Regions from separate parts of the Homo sapiens genome. Here region 2 is linked to region 1. Evidence: read pairs that join two places in POLR2A ChIA-PET (ENCODE). Cell type or tissue: Panc1. All regions are shown on one strand. Links, peaks and the distances in the headings refer to the core of each region. The heading gives the core; the rest is flanking DNA.

Region 1 (4,645 bases), core at 376-4,375:
TTTTTTCCTGACTTGATTTTTAAATATATAACTCCTTTAATTCAAGTGAAATGTGTTTCTTATACTGTATAAGGTGTTGGTTTTAAGTGTTCATTTTTTTCTAAATTGCCATGCTGTTGTCTCAACACCATTCGTTTGCTAATTCACTCTTTCTTCTTGACTTTGGAATGTATATTCCATCATCTGTGAAGTTCATGGAGGATATGGGGTTTATTTCTGGCCTTTCTGGGTTTTGTTTTGTTTTTTTTTTTTTTTTTGAGACGGAGTCTCACTCTGTTGCCCAGGCTGGAGCGCAGTGGCACTATCTCGGCTCACTGCAAGCTCTGCCTCCTGGGTTCACGCCATTCTCCTGCTTCAGCCTCAAGAGTAGCTGGGACTACAGGCGCCCGCCACCACACCCGGCTAATTTTTTGTATTTTTAGTAGAGACGGGGTTTCACCGTGTTAGCCAGGATGGTCTCCATCTCCTGACCTCGTGATCCGCCCTCCTTGGCCTCCCAAAGTGCTGGGATTGCAGGCATGAGCCACTGTGCCTGGCCTTTTCTGTTTTTCTTTTGCACCAGTCCAGGGGTCTTTAATTGCTGTTGGTTGACAATATGTTCTGACATCTGATAGGGCAAGTATCACCATCGTGAGGTTTTAAAAAAATGCCTAAAGTAGTGTCCCCTTTGCAGAAGGCCCTCAGCAAATCTTTGCTGAACAAATGAACGACATCTTCATGATGTTTAATTTTCTCACGGAAATAAGAAGATTGATTCAGATGTTTAAAAACATAGCCCAGTAGGTTTATTACTAAGAGACTTAGAATGTTATTGCCATTGTCAATAGGGTCTTTTCCATTATATTTTACACCAGATTGTTATCTGGGAACACTTTTAATTTATAATACAGTAGGTGATTATTTACTCAGAATACCTGGGACCTGCTTCTTTCAGACTAATGATATTCTCAGAATTTAGACATCTTTATTCCCAGGGAGAAAACAGAGTTAAAAATGACACATTAGTGCAAATCATACATGCATGTGCAGAGCTGCCACGAACCACTTGATACCCATGGTTGACCTGGCAAGCCCAAGCCCCAGCATTGCTGTCCTCAAGGCGCGCCCTTCCTGGCAACAGCCCCTGCTTCAGATCCTTTGCTCCCAATGACCTGCATCTTCCCATGTCTTAGCAAAGCAGTCTCTCTGTTACTAGAATGGCACAAATATGAACCACAGATAATCACAAAAAGTCCTTCTGAAATAAATCTCTTGCCGGGTGCGGTGGCTCACGCCTGCAATCCCAGCACTTTGGGAGGCCGAGGCGGGTGGATCACGAGGTCAGGAAATCGAGACCATCCTGGCTAACACGGTGAAACCCCGTCTCTACTAAAAATACAAAAAATTAGCCGGGCGTGGTGGTGCGCGCCTGTAGTCCCAGCTACTCGGGAGGCTGAGGCAGGAGAATGGCGTGAACCCGGGAGGCGGAGCCTGCAGTGAGCTCAGATCGCTTGCACCACTGCACTCCAGCCTGGGCGACAGAGCGAGACTCTGTCTCAAAAAACAAAACAAAACAAACCTAAATCTCTCGCTTGGATGTTTCCCATGTTTGCGTTCCCAGATATATGAGTTTCTCTATTTATTTTGCATCTAGACTTTTTATGAACTTCCTTGTTATTATTTGGTTCCTTTTTTTGGATGTTTTTGGGGGTGAGGATTCTCTACGTGTGCAGTTACTTTCTGCAGTTCATAATATTGTCTCTTCTTTTTCAACATGTTTTCGTTTTATGTCTTTAGTAATTTTGTGTGGGAGCTACAACCATGCCTTCAGAGCATCTAGCCCCGCTTCTAAGGGAATTGAGAACCAGGTGCTGCTTCTTCTGTGAATGCTGGTGGTGGTAGACCCAAAGTGGACAAACCTTGGCCTGAATGGATCTCCCAGGCCCATTTCCCCACGGTGGCACGGCTTTCCTTTCCCTGCTCTCTTGCATCAAGTAGAGCTTCGAACGCAGGATGTGCCCATGTTGTGGTTTTATGGGGATGAGTGGCGGCGGTTGACCTTCCCTTTCAGTCAAGGAGGCTCTCTCAGTCCCTCGTGGTCTGTTAGGTGTCCCCTGTGGTTGGGGAGCAGTGCACCGGGCATGCACAGGGTTGTTTGCAGGCTGGCAGGAAAACTGCGGTCTTTGAAAGATGCCCTGAGTTTCTACGGGGGATGTGGTTCAGTGAGACACTTTCAGGAGAAGGCTGGCGAGTAGATTCGGTGGTACAACCTGGAGACTCTATGAATGTGGACTGAGGAGCCCTGTTTTGAGTCCCTGCCTTACCCTTCACAATGAGATAATTTTCTGCACTTCAGGGTTCCCATTGTGCAGGGCGGAGTTTGCACACTGGTGGGCCACGGGCCATGTCCACCCACAGATGAGTTTTGTTTGGCTTTTCCAGTGTTTGAAAATTTCTCACAAAGCTCAAGATTTCCAGTTTCTCTTGAGAACCAGGAAATCTGCCGGGCCTATGTGCTGGAGGGCTAGAGCTGAGCAAGGATGGAACCCTCTAGAAGGGTCCCACAGTTCCAGGTGCCTTGGGAGTCTCTGCTGCTCCCTATCATTACCCTGGCGGGCTTCACGCGCATTCACTCCCTGTGTAGGCACCTGAGAGTTTCTCTTATTTTGAGATGAGTGCTGCATGGGCTTTGGAACGGTCATTTCTTCCTCCCCTCTCTCTCCCTCTCCCTCTCCCTCTCCTTCCCATGACTTCAGTTTTTGGCCATCAGCCCCTGCAAGGTCCCGTGCGCTGGAGTCAGACGCGATCTCGCTCCAACACGTGGGCTTGGTTTTCTGCTCCCTCCCTCCCTGGGCGAGCGAGCCTCCTGTTTCTCATCTGTGAAAGGTAAAAGCTGATGACGGTAACTACTCTGGTGGGTTATGATGAGGATTAAATGAAGCGAGGGCCAGCACTGAGCAGCGAAGGGCCTGTTACTACAAGATCATATTTTCCTGATGGCGCTGCTAGGAGGGACCACAGTGTGAAAGCGCTTGGACACACGGAGCCAGGTGCAGATTTTGTCCCTTTTGAGAGCTCTGTGGGCGGGGCTTGGGCGGGCATGGGAGTGGGGGGCGGGGCCGGGGGCGGGGCACAGGCCGGGGTAGGATGCTCTCCCTGCCCCAGGCATCACCGGCCTGGGATGTGTTGCCAGTGGAGGCCGTTACTGTTCTGAAATGGAATTCCTGGGTCAGAATAAGAACAGATGTTTACTGGAAGAGGCCAGGAGCCGCTGACATCACCGAGAGCCCCTCAGGACATGGCTGAGGCCAAGGGTCCTCTAGCTCTTCCCGCCAATACAGCATTCCTGGGGCAGCTGCCCGGCTGGGGGTGGACACACACACACACACACACACACACACACGCACACACAAACGCCATTTCTCCACCAAATCCTTCCCACCTGAAAACAATTAGTCAAGATGCGGAAAAGATTTCCAGTCTGGAATGGGAGAAGAGTCTCGTGGCGGGCAGGCCCCAAGAAGGGAAATGGAGGTCAGTGTGGCGAGGGGATGTGCAGGACGGAGAGGCAGCCTTTGTTGGGGGAGCGCTCTGATCCCTTCCTCCGCACCCCTCAGCTGGGAGGACTTGGCCGCCTGGCCGTTCTCCTTTGGGAGTGAATCCGGAGGGTGTGGCCCAGAGGCGGCTGGCCTCGCTCCTGTCCTCCCATCCACACCTGTGCAGCTGGTGCCTGTGCCCCTGTCCCTCCCACAGGCCATCCCCAGGTCCACACTCCTGTGACTGCAAGTGACAGAAAACCGGGGCAGAAGCGGCTGGGGCCAAAGGGGGAATGCGGGGCTCAGGGCGGCAGCCCAGGCCTCCCGCACGGTTTCAGCTCAGCCGCCCTCCCCGTGGGTCCTGCCTGGGCAGTGCACCAGCCGCCCGGCAGAGAGAGGCCCAGGTTCCCCGAGGGTTTCTGGGAGAGCCCAGTGGTGAGTTCTCACTGGCTCAGGTTGGGTCACATGCTTCAGGCAAATCACTATGGCCAGGACAGCGGAGCAGGACTTCGGCTGGCCAGGCCTCGTCACAGGACTGCTGTGGCTCCAGGGCTGGCGTCTGTCCTCTGACCCTCTGGGAGTGGGTCGGGGAGAGGATGGGCCCCAGAGGAAAGCCAGGCTGATGTGTCAGGAGGAGCTATGGGTCCCCATTGCCTTCTGTCTCCAGGACATCTGCCCTGTCTTCTCCCTGCCCCCGTTTCTCCCACTCCCTTCCAGCTGCCCATGATAAGCACGCGGTCTCCCTTCCGTGCCCCACCCGAAATGCTCCCCATGGCTCCTCCACTTTGAGGGTAAAGCACAGGCCCCCAGAACCAGCATTCAAGGCCCCTCCTGACCATCATCATTTCCTGCTTGCTCTACCCACCATGTCCACCTTCCCGTTCATCCTGTGGGCCTGGGACAGGAGCTCCGAAAGATCACACACACCCATCAACTGTCAACTCTGCCCACGTTGGAAACAGTGCCTGTGGCAGGTGCAGGAGGGGACCATTTGTCTTGGCTGAAGTTGAATCTGAAAATGACCTAAGGACTTGAAGGAACCAGGGCCTAGTGTGTGTCGGGGTGTGATCGGGTGGCTGAAGAAGCTGAGACTCCTTGGGCCTCATGGGCTTTGCATTAGCAGAGCAGAC
Region 2 (4,645 bases), core at 189-4,188, 310 kb before region 1:
CAACGGCAGTCCCGGTTCCCCGCCATCAGCACGACCTGTGTGAGAGCACAGGGTATCTGGGCAGAAGGAAAACTAGGGGAGCCTCATCCAGCGCTGGAGATGGAGAAGCTTTGGGCTTCTCGACGGCGAGGCACCCGGGGAACGGGGAGTCACTTAGAACCTCAAAGTAGCCTCGGGCGAGAACAAGCGAAGCAATTCCAAGCTCTACCAGGTCACGGAGGGCGCGAAACCCGCCCCGCGCTCCGGCCGGCCGGCAGGGGGCGCGCGCTCCCCGAACTCCCGCGCACCGCGGAGGAGGCGGCCCTGGCGCGGGGAAGCAGTGGGAAAATCGCAAGGAAGCCGGGTAAGGACCTTTCATTTTCAGCCCTGCTCTTTAAATACTAGACATACCGTCTGGCGCATGTCGAGGCGTGTATTATTTTGATCCAGTGCGCGTGCCGTATGTGACTTGGCTTGGCTTCCCCTGAAAGCAGCGGCTGTGGGGAGTTGATTCGGAAGTGAAGGGCCCTGGGCGACCCGGCGAGTAGAGGCAACACCAACACTCCTCCTTAGCGAGGGGTCTCCCCGCCGCGGTGGCTGCCCGGCCCCAAGGACAGGAGGGATTTGTGCACTGACTCCTGACCCCGTCCTCCAGCGCTGCTCTGAAGGGAGAGTCTGTGCAGTGGCACCTGCGCGAAGCTGGCCAAAGCCTGCCCAGACGGCTCACCTGTGCGGGATGGAACAAAAGGTGAGCCCAGGGGGCCTGATAAAATGACCTCAGTAGCCGCCTGTGGGAGGGGACCCTGAGGAAAGCACCATAGTGACTACCAAGCCTGGATGGTTTTACTGCTTACTTTGTTATTTTATTTTATTTTATTTTATTTTATTTATTTTAGAGACGGAGTCTCGCTCTATCACCCAGGCTGGAGTGTGGAGTGCAGTGGCCCGAACTCGGCTCACTGCAACCTCTGCCTCCCCGGTTCAAACAATTCTGCCTCAGTCTCCCGAGTAGCTGGGAATACAGGTGCACTCTGCGACGCCTGGCTAATTTTTGTGTTTTAGTAGGGACAGGGTTTCACCGTGTTGCCCAGGCTGGTCTCAAACTACTGAGCTTAGGCAATCTGCCCACCTCGGCCTCCCAAAGTGCTAATATTGCAGGCATGAGCCACTGCGCCTGGCTTTTTATTTTATTTTTTGGACAGGCAGGGCACGGTGGCTCACGCCCGTAATCCCAGCACTTTGGGAGGCCAAGGCAGGTGGATCACGAGGTCAGGAGATGGATACCATCCCGGCTGACACGGTGAAACCCCGTCTCTACTAAAAATACAAAAAAAAAAAAAAAAAAAAAAAATTAGCCGGGTGTGGGGCGGGTGCCTGTAGTCCCAGCTACTCGGGAGGCTGAGGCAGGAGAATGGCGTGAACCCGGGAGGCGGAGCTTGCAGTGAGCCGAGATTGTGCCACTGCACTCCAGCCTGGGCGATAAAGTGAGACTGTCTCAAACAAACAAACAAACAAACAAACAGGCCGGGCGTGGTGGCTCACACCTGTAATCCCAACACTTCGGGAGGCTGAGGCGGCGGATTACCTGATCTCTGGAGTTCAACACCAGCATGACCAACATGGTGAAACCCCATCTCTACTGAAAATACAAAAATTAACTGGGCATGGTGGCTCACGCCTGTAATCCCAGCACTTTGGGAGGCTGAGGCAGGTGGATCACGAGGTCAAGAGATTGAGATCATCTTGATCAACATGGTGAAACCCCGTCTCTACTAAAAATACAAAAAATTAGCTGGGCGTGGTGGTGGGCGCCTGTATTCCCAGCTAGTGGGGAGAATGAGGCTGGAGAATCGCTTGAATACAGGAGCTGGATGTTGCAGTGAGCCGAGATCGCGCCACTGCACTCCAGCCTGGCGACAGAGCAGGACTCCGTCTCAAAAAAAAAAAAAAAAAAAAAAAAATTCGCCGGGCTTGGTGGGGCTGTAATCCCACCTACTCGGGAAGCTGAGCCTGGGCAACAAGAGCGAGACTCCGTCTCAAAAAAAAAAAAAAAAAAAAAGATATTTGATTTGGCTTTAGACAGTGAGTGACCTGGCTGAAGCCTTGGGAGGTTCGCACCCGGAAAGTTCAAAACCGGCCGCCTGCGTTGTCCGCCTGGAGGAGGCGCGCAGCGTGAACCGGAGAGGGCGTGCTCGGTCCCTCCTCAGGTGGCCGTCGGGCAGACCCTTCTCCTCAGCGGACGGCTGGACACTGTGGGGACGCCTTTGTTTCCGCCGCTCATGGTGTCTGAATCCACAATTCGTTTACGTGGTTGTGGAGCCGGACTCGGCGTCGGAAGGACGGTCTCCTTCAACACAACAGTGGGGCTCCAGCGAAGGCGGAGAGACGCGGGGATCCCAGCCGCAAGGGCGGACCGTGCTGCCTGGCCGCGGCGGGGGAGGGGGTGCTACCCCATACCCGGGCTCTAACCGAGACGCCCTTTTCTTTTTTCTTTTTTTTTTTTTTGAGACGGAGTCTCGCTCTGTCACTCAGGCTGGAGTGCGGTGGCGGGATCTTGGCTCACTGCAAGCTCCGCCTCCCGGGTTCACGCCATTCTCCTGCCTCAGCCTCCCAAGTAGCTGGGACTACAGGCACCCGCCACCACGCCCGGATAATTTTTTTTGTATTTTTAGTAGAGACGGGGTTTCACCGTGTTAGCCGGGATGGTCTCGATCTCCTGACCTCGTGATCCGCCCGCCTCGGCCTCCCAAAGTGCTGGGATTACAGGCGTGAGCCGCCGCGCCCGGCCGAGACGCCCTTTTCTTAAGTCTCCGCAGCTTGCAGTGTACCACCCGAGCAGGTCCCGGAGGCGGCCGATGCTGTTTATCACTCAGAAATTTAAAGTTTGTTTGTTTTGAGAGAGGGTCTCCCCACTTTGCCTAGGTTGGAGTTAAGGGGCGCGATCTCAGCTCACTGCATCCTCCACCTCCTGGGCTCAAGCGATCCTCCCACCTCAACCTCCTGAGTAGCTGGAACTACAGGCATGTGCCACCAGGCCTGGCTAATATTTAAAAAAAAAATTTTTTTTTTTGAGGTCTTGCTCTTGTTGCCCAGGCTGGAGTACAGTGGCGCGAACTCAGCTCATCGCAACGTCCAATTCTTGGGTTCAAACAATTCTCCTGCCTCAGCCCCCTGAGTAGCTGGGATTACAGGCCTACGCCACTGCACCTGGCTAATTTTTTGTATTTTTAATAGAGGCGGGGTTTCACCATGTTGGCCAGGCTGGTCTTGAACTCCCGACCTCAGGTAATTTGCCTGCCTCGGCCTCCCAAAGTGCTAGGATTACAGGTGTGAGCCACCGCGCCCAGCATGTTTTTAACTTTTTGTAGAGATGGGGCCTCAATATGTTGCCCAGGCTGGTCTTGAACTCCTGACCTCAGGTGATGTGCCTGCCTTGGCCTCCCAAAGTACTGAGATTATAGGCATGAGCCACCACACGGAACCTAGATCATTTTTTCTCAACTTTTTTTTTCATGATCGCCATCTTAAAGATCCTTTCTAGATCTTTTTTCCTAGTTTCCCACCACATGATATTTTAATAACATAGATATACCGTAACGTATATCTTTTCATGTCCTGTGGCCCTTTGGAAGGCAACAAACCATTATGTTACCTAAGATTTATTTCCTTCCCCCTCACAGCCTCCCCATCCCACTACCCCCATGCATTCATACCAGAATTTATTCCATACTTCATTAGACATTAAATTGTTTTCTAAAGCTTCCCTATTTCATGCTGCCATGAACAATCTTGTAATTAAATCAGTGCAAAAGTAGGAATGGAATGTATGCTTTAATGAAATGTATGTTTTTTGATTTTTGTTTTTGTTTTTTTTTTGAGCTGTTTTTGTTTCTTTTTTGAGATTTTTTTTTTTTTGAGATGTCGCCCAGGCTGGAGTGCAGTGGCACGATCTCGGCTCACTGCAAGCTCTGCCTCCCGGGTTCACGCCATTCTCCTGCCTCAGCCTCCTGAGTAGCTGGGACTACAGGCGCCCGTCACCACACCCAGCTGATTTTTTGTACTTTTAGTAGAGACGGGGTTTCACCATGTTGACCAGGATGATCTCAATCTCTTGACCTTGTGATCCGCCCACCTCGGCCCTCCAAAGTGCTGGGATTACAGGCGTGAGCCCCCGCGTCAGGCCGAAATGTATGCATTTATACTGCAAATAGCCCTGAGCGAGAGGGTGTACCAATTTACACTCCAAGCACAATGTACCTTGATGGCATCTCCCTGCATCCTTTCCAGCTCTCTTAATTACTCTTTTAAATGATCATTAATTTGAAAATTAGTTGCAAAGGCTTTGCGTTATTTTATTTAATTTGCATTTCTTTGGTTACCACTCAAAGGGACACTTCTCAAGCCTATGGATCATCTGCATATTTTCTTTTCTTTTTCTTTTTCTTTTATTTATTTATTTTTTTGAGACAGAATTTCACTGTTGTTGCCCAGGCTGGAGTGCAATGGCAAGATTTCAGCTCACCACGACCGCCGCCTCCCACATTCAAGCGATTCTCCTGCCTCAGCCTCCCAAGTAGCTGGGATTACAGGCATCTGCCAGCACGCCTGACTAATTTTTGTATTTTTAGTAGAGACAGGGTTTCTCTATGTTGGTCAGGCTGGTCTT

Evidence for each region. ChIA-PET counts read pairs that join two places held together with the same protein. Peaks named below come from ENCODE experiments on the same cell type or tissue, not always from the same donor. Only the 100,000 strongest peaks of a DNase experiment are listed, where the experiment ranks them.
Region 2: POLR2A ChIA-PET joins it to region 1 with 6 read pairs; 3 of 35 experiments call an interaction of 5 or more read pairs at or near these places.

The regions. Positions count from the first base shown.
Region 1 is chr5:179,324,939-179,329,583 of GRCh38, reverse strand. All of the region lies in intron 2 of ADAMTS2 (ADAM metallopeptidase with thrombospondin type 1 motif 2), which reads left to right. Among named protein-coding and RNA genes, the nearest start is that of ADAMTS2, 18 kb to the left of the region's middle. In Panc1, for the core only: no CTCF peak of the experiment used is centred there; no DNase peak of the experiment used is centred there.
Region 2 is chr5:179,630,147-179,634,791 of GRCh38, reverse strand. All of the region lies in intron 4 of LOC128966623 (a long non-coding RNA gene), which reads right to left. It also overlaps a transcript of HNRNPH1 not described here. Among named protein-coding and RNA genes, the nearest start is that of HNRNPH1, 8.8 kb to the right of the region's middle. RefSeq lists an enhancer at 1,788-2,288. In Panc1, for the core only: no CTCF peak of the experiment used is centred there; no DNase peak of the experiment used is centred there; H3K4me3 peaks cover 652 bases; H3K27ac peaks cover 529 bases.